2 separate regions of the Homo sapiens genome follow, and region 1 is linked to region 2. Evidence: chromatin loops called from intact Hi-C (ENCODE). Cell type or tissue: PC-3. All regions are shown on one strand. Links, peaks and the distances in the headings refer to the core of each region. The heading gives the core; the rest is flanking DNA.

Region 1 (2,915 bases), core at 310-2,809, 380 kb before region 2:
ACAAGTGAGAGCACGATACCCCAAGGCTGGTAAACAGCAGGCAGTGACCAGCCCTAGGCCTAACTGCTCAGAAAGGAAAGGATCCTGAGGAGATGGCTGTGTTGACTTGCCTTTGATAGAGGGATGCAGTCAGCCCTGGACTACGCTGAGGAATCAAACACTCTGACCTTGCTCTCCTCTCTCTTCAGATCTGACAACCAGAAGCCAGAGAGTAGAAGGGCACATACAAGTCATTCTCCCAGGGCCGAAAGTGAGGGAGGTTGGGGAAGGTGGAGAGTGGATACTGAGAGGTACATGGAAGCTGGCTGGTAAAAGTGGGAGGGCCAAGAGTTCAGTCTGGATGTGCCAGATATATGAGTTCAATTAGTCACCAAGAAGAGGCATCAGGTAGGCAGCTGGATCTATGACTGCAGTTCCAGAGGAAGGCCTGAGCTGGAGATGCATTTGGGACTCACAGGCTTTTTAAAGCCACAAGGCTGATCACAAAGATTATCACACTGTGACATACATCACACGGCACTGGGTGGAGCCATGGGCGTCAAAGCTTGACTGCAAAGAGAATGGGAGAGAGAAACAGACACTGAGTGTGAACAACTCTTTTAAATAGTTTTTGCTGCAAAGAAGAGAAAGAAAGTGGGGAGCAGCTGTTAGGGGAAGTAAAGTCAAGGAAAGGTCGACTTTTTTAAGAAAGGAGAACTAACAGTAGGTTTGTATGCTGATGGGAATAATCCAGGAAAAAGAGTAAAACTAATGGTAGAGGAGAGGGAGGACTATGGCAAGGAGAAGAACAGAGTTCCCTGAATTAGGGGGCAGCTGCCACTCAGCTCCAGCCAATGGTTTACAGTCCTCTCGTTTCTCAAGAGAAGTCAGAAATTGGTGTTTTTTTGTTTTGTTTGTTTGTTTTTAAGCACGAAGTCTCCTGATATTTAGCAGGAGATATGTTGACAACTAATTACATTTTTTTTCAAACTTTCTGAAGTTGAATGAAACTCGTCTGCAGGCCACCGGTTGGCAACCTCTCCTAGATTGCTGACTTTGGTTCCTTCCATAGTTATCAGGTGTGGCCTCCTGGTTTAGGGACCTCTGAAGGTCACTGGCTATTTACTGTCTAAAATCTTTGAACCTGTAAGTGCCCCTGCAGTGGTGCTTGGCCAGGGTGGCTAATGATATAGTCCCTGTCCCCTTCACAAAGGGCAGCGGAACTGAGGTTGCCAGACCTAGCCGCACATCCTATACTTAAGTCCTCACAGTTAATACTTAGGCTTCATGTATGCTGTTTACCTCCTCCCGCCTCCTCCTCACTGAGGAAACTATTATCTGCAGGCCAATGCAAATAAAGGTCACCAAGACACACTCACGGGCCAAACACTGAATGCTGGCATGCTGGAAGGGTTGATTGTTTGTAGGCTCCCAGCTAATAAAGGAAATGCCAATCAAAGGGGGCCTTCTCGCCTGCTCCCAACTCAAATGCAGCCCTGGCTGCCAGTGAGAGCTGCAAGCAGGACAGCACTCAGATTTCTGAGGATGCCTGGCACCTGCACAGAAAAATCGCAGAGTCTGGTGATTTGACAGTCTGTCCCTGACCTGGGGAGGACACAGGGCCTGCTAGCCAGGAAGGAAGGAGTGCTGACTTCAGTCATATGGCAGGCTTCCTCCAGAGGCAAGAGTGAGGAGGAAACCCCACCTTGTGAGGGCTGCTGTGTTTTTATATGCACATGACTAATCTTTATGACAGGGTTAAATCCCAGACCTCTCCAATTTTCCCCATGTGAACATAGCATTAAAAATGTTTCTCAGGTCACAGTGCTGGTTTCCCCTTGTGGCACCTGCCTCCTCCTGGAAGTGTAATGTAAGCCTCAAAAAAACCTGTATCTTAAATATTTCTTCTCACTTAACAATAAGTAACTCAAGCTTTAGGTGAGGCAGAGACAGCTTTTATCTCTGAACCATTCCACTCTCACTCCTCTTTTGGTTTAGTCCTATGTAGAACAAGACAGGAAATGGACACACCATCCTGTCACACCGCTAACCCCTCCGTCCTCAAATCTACCTGGCAGAATAAAGGGAGGGAAAAAAAGGAGCAGAGAGTTCCCCATCAGAAACACTTTTCAAGGTCTCCGCCATGGAATCCAAAATAGTTCTTCCTGTTCTAAGTGAGAAGGAAACTGGTGGAGCAGGGTGGTGGGGGGCAGATTTATCAAGAGCTCCCTATGAGGGGAAGATTCTGGGAAGACAGCAGTAGTGGCAAGCATAGTCTTTCAATCTCTCCAAGTCCCCACATAAAAATAGGAAAACAAGATAGCAAAACCCAAAACCCATGGACAACACTTATAACAAAATGAGATGAAGGGGTATCCCTCTGAGCCCCCAAATATAAGTGAGTAGAAACAAACTACCAGAAATCCCTAAACCTGCATGGGGCCTATCAGTGCAGGAGGAAAAAGAGGAAAGCAATGGGGACTGTGACTTATGAACCTGAGAACAGAAAAACCACAACAGGTATTCACTGGAAAACAGAGGACCAATGTGAGAAGAGCAGTTGAAACTGGGAGGTGCTGCCCTCTCCAATAACAAGTGAATGCAAGTGGCCTGCAGTGAGAAGGGGTCTCTAGCAACTCCCCAAACCGATCAGGCCCCCTTCTAGGACAGGGGCCATGCTGCGGGGAAGCTGCTGGAGTGCAATCAAAATGGAGCAGAATAGGGACAAGAGAGACAAAGGAAATGGAGAGTTCAGACCAAACTGAGGGAGAGGAGCAGAGCCAAGAAAGCTCAGAAAGCAAGCTGCCATATTTGAATACTACACAAAAACAACAAAAGGAGCCGAGTGAAGTAAGAAAAGCTGCTCTGAACCCCTCCTCATTCTGAAGTTTAGAAAAACTACTTTTACTAAAAATGAGCCATAGAAAAGTATCACA
Region 2 (2,915 bases), core at 109-2,608:
TCCTTAATATCTTTAAACCCTGCTCAAATGCAACATTCTTCACAAAACCTTCTCTGATTCCTACAGTCTTCATACCTCCTACCCCGACCTCCTATAGACACATCAAAATAGAAGTAGGCCGGGCATGGTGGCTCATGCCTGTAATCCCAGCCCCGTGTGAAGCTGAGGCAGGACGATTGCTTGAGCGCAGGAGATCAAGACTAGCCCGAGCAACACAGCAAGACCTCATCTCTACAAAAAAAAATTTTTTTAATTAGCCAAGCATTGTGGCACACACCTGTAGTCCTAGCTACTTTGAAGGCTGAGGTAAGAGGATTGCTTGAGACCAGGAGTTCCAGGTTGCAGTGCACTGTGATCACACCACTGCACTCCAGCCTGGGCGACAGAGCAAAGCCCTGTTTCTGAAAGAGAAGAGAAGAGAAGAGAAGAGAAGAGAAGAGAAGAGAAGAGAAGAGAAGAGAAGAGAAGAGAAATAATTTTTTCCTTCTTAATACATAAAGTGCCTCTTCTCTAATGGTATGTCTCACATCTACCTTGTTTTATAGGTTTTTATGAATAGATTTTTTAGTCTACAAACTTCTTCAGGAAAATATATATGTCTAATCCAGTTTTGGGTCTCCTGAGTACCTAGCATTGAGTAGACTTTAAACATTTATTTGTGGAATTAACATATTTTATACATTTTTCTCATAACTAACAGAGTCAGCAATTTCTTGAATAAAAAATAGTTCAAAAACATTTTCTAACTAAGCAACAGAGTTCAAAGTACTCACATATTGAGTAGTTTAAGATAAATACACCTTTAGCTGGTTAGAATTTTCAGTCACTTTTTAACAAATATGTTCTATATGTTTAACCGTAATTTTGTTTTTTAAGATGGTGTCTCACTATGTGCCCAGGCTGGGCTTGAACTCCCAGCCTCAAGTGATCATCCCACCTAGGCCTCCCAAAGTACTGGGATTACAGGCATGAACCACTGTACCTGGCCCATAATTTTAAGTATTAATTGTCAAGTGCACTTAAGGCAAAGCATAGGGAAATTGTTTTGATTATGTTAATATTTTTCCTTTACTGCCACTTTTCCCATCTTTGAAGTCCAAGGCATTTAATCCTTTCATCATTCATTCTAATTAGACAGGTTTATTTTTCACACTTACTCTTTGGGCAAAGGCACAAGTTGAACAAAACTAATTTAGCTGGTCAACCATAGAACACCTTGTTCCTCACCCTTTGGAGAAGTTACATCACCTTTCTGTTACATTATTTCTGAAGGACCCCATAGAATCAACAGATCTCCAACAACCAAGAATATATGCTAGCACCTTCTGTGAATCCATATTTCACTACAATTAGTACATGTCACAGCTGGCATTTAAATAATCTTTCAAATGTATCAAAAATTTCAAAGCTTTTGTTGTTTCTCCCCCTAGTGGTCAATAATAATCATTAAAATGGAAAAACTATGTAAAGGTGATATTCAATGTGGGTGAAAGGTGGGGATGAACATTCAATTAGATTGTAAATAAATATGAATGTATTCAAACCTATGTCTCATAATCTGAGAAGTGATTTATTTGGGATAGAATTTCTTTAGACACCACACACAAATACTCTCTATACTTATTCTCTGAATAATACTTATATTTTATCCTAATAATTGTTTAAATACATGCTGCATAGTTAATTTCCTGTTTAGAAAAATGTGGTTTTCATTAGTCTTATGGGATCTGGAAAAAAAGAAAAATAAATAAAATATGATTTTCATACCAAATTACCTGAGACATTTTAGTAACGTGTATCACTAAATATTTTTAATTTTTAAAAAATGTTCACCTGAGGCCAGGCACAGCGGCTCACACCTGTAATCCCAGAACTTTGAAAGGCTGAGGCGGGTGGATCACTTGAGGTCAGGAGTTCAAGACCAGCCTGGCCAACATGGTGAAAACCCATCTCTACTAAAAATGCAAAAATTAGCCGGGTGTGGTGGCGGGTACCTGTAATCCCAGCTACTTGGGAAGCTGAGGCAGGAGAATTCCTTAACCCGGGAGGTGAGGGTTGCAGTGAGCTGAGATTGTGCCACTGCACTCCAGCCTAAGCAACATAGCGAAAGTCCGTTTCAAAAAAAACTAAAACAACAACAAAAAACATTTAAGTGTGTGTTGGGCATTTTCACATATCAGAACAATCAATCTGCTACCTTTTAAAAAAGGATTGCATATTATTCCAATGTGTGCATTACTTTTTTTTTTTGAGACAGTCTTGCTTTGTCACCCACGCTAGGTTGCAGTAGCGTGGTCTGGGCTCACTGCAACCTCCACCTCTGGGGCTCAAGTGATCCCCCCACCTCAGTCTCCCAAGTAGTTTGAACCACAGATGCACGCCACCACGGCGGCTAATTTTTGCATTTTTTGTAGAGATAAGGTCTCACCATGTTGCTGAGGCATGAGAATCACTTAAATCCAGGAGTTAGAGGTTACAATGAGCCAAGATCGAGCCACTGCACTGCAGCCTAGGTGACAGAGTGAGACCCTGTCTCAAAAAAAAAAAGGAAAAAAAATATGTTTCCTTCATAGGTGTGTGTCTTTATTTTTAAAATAAAGAAAAAAAAAAGTTTCCCTAATTGGACAATGCTTCCCCCCTCCACCCTCCATTTAATTTTCATTGGCTGTTTGCTCTTATGTAATGTTCCACTTTCAATTTTTATTTTCTTGCTCATAAAATATTATGGAAAACTTGTTTAATTAGAAATAAATTTCAGGCCGGGCACAGTGGCTCACGCCTGTAATCCCAGCACTTTAGGACGCCGAAGTGGGTGGATCACCTGAGGTCAGGAGTTCGAGCCAGCCTGGCCAACATGGCGAAACCCAGTTTTAAAACCAAAAGCCCCATATTCCAGGAACCCCTCAGCCCCAGAT

What was found. A loop is a pair of places that touch in the nucleus more often than their neighbours do. Peaks named below come from ENCODE experiments on the same cell type or tissue, not always from the same donor. Only the 100,000 strongest peaks of a DNase experiment are listed, where the experiment ranks them.
Region 1: it touches region 2 in a loop (7-fold over the local background); 4 of 110 quality-filtered maps call a loop at or near these places.

What each region holds. Positions count from the first base shown.
Region 1 is chr14:31,892,058-31,894,972 of GRCh38, reverse strand. No RefSeq gene overlaps it. Among named protein-coding and RNA genes, the nearest start is that of LINC02313, 51 kb to the left of the region's middle. In PC-3, for the core only: no CTCF peak of the experiment used is centred there; a DNase peak (open chromatin) is centred at 1,692; H3K27ac peaks cover 1,121 bases.
Region 2 is chr14:31,508,841-31,511,755 of GRCh38, reverse strand. All of the region lies in intron 1 of LOC105370438 (a long non-coding RNA gene), which reads right to left. Among named protein-coding and RNA genes, the nearest start is that of GPR33, 22 kb to the right of the region's middle. In PC-3, for the core only: CTCF peaks have their summits at 1,221 and 1,424 (motif pointing left); no DNase peak of the experiment used is centred there.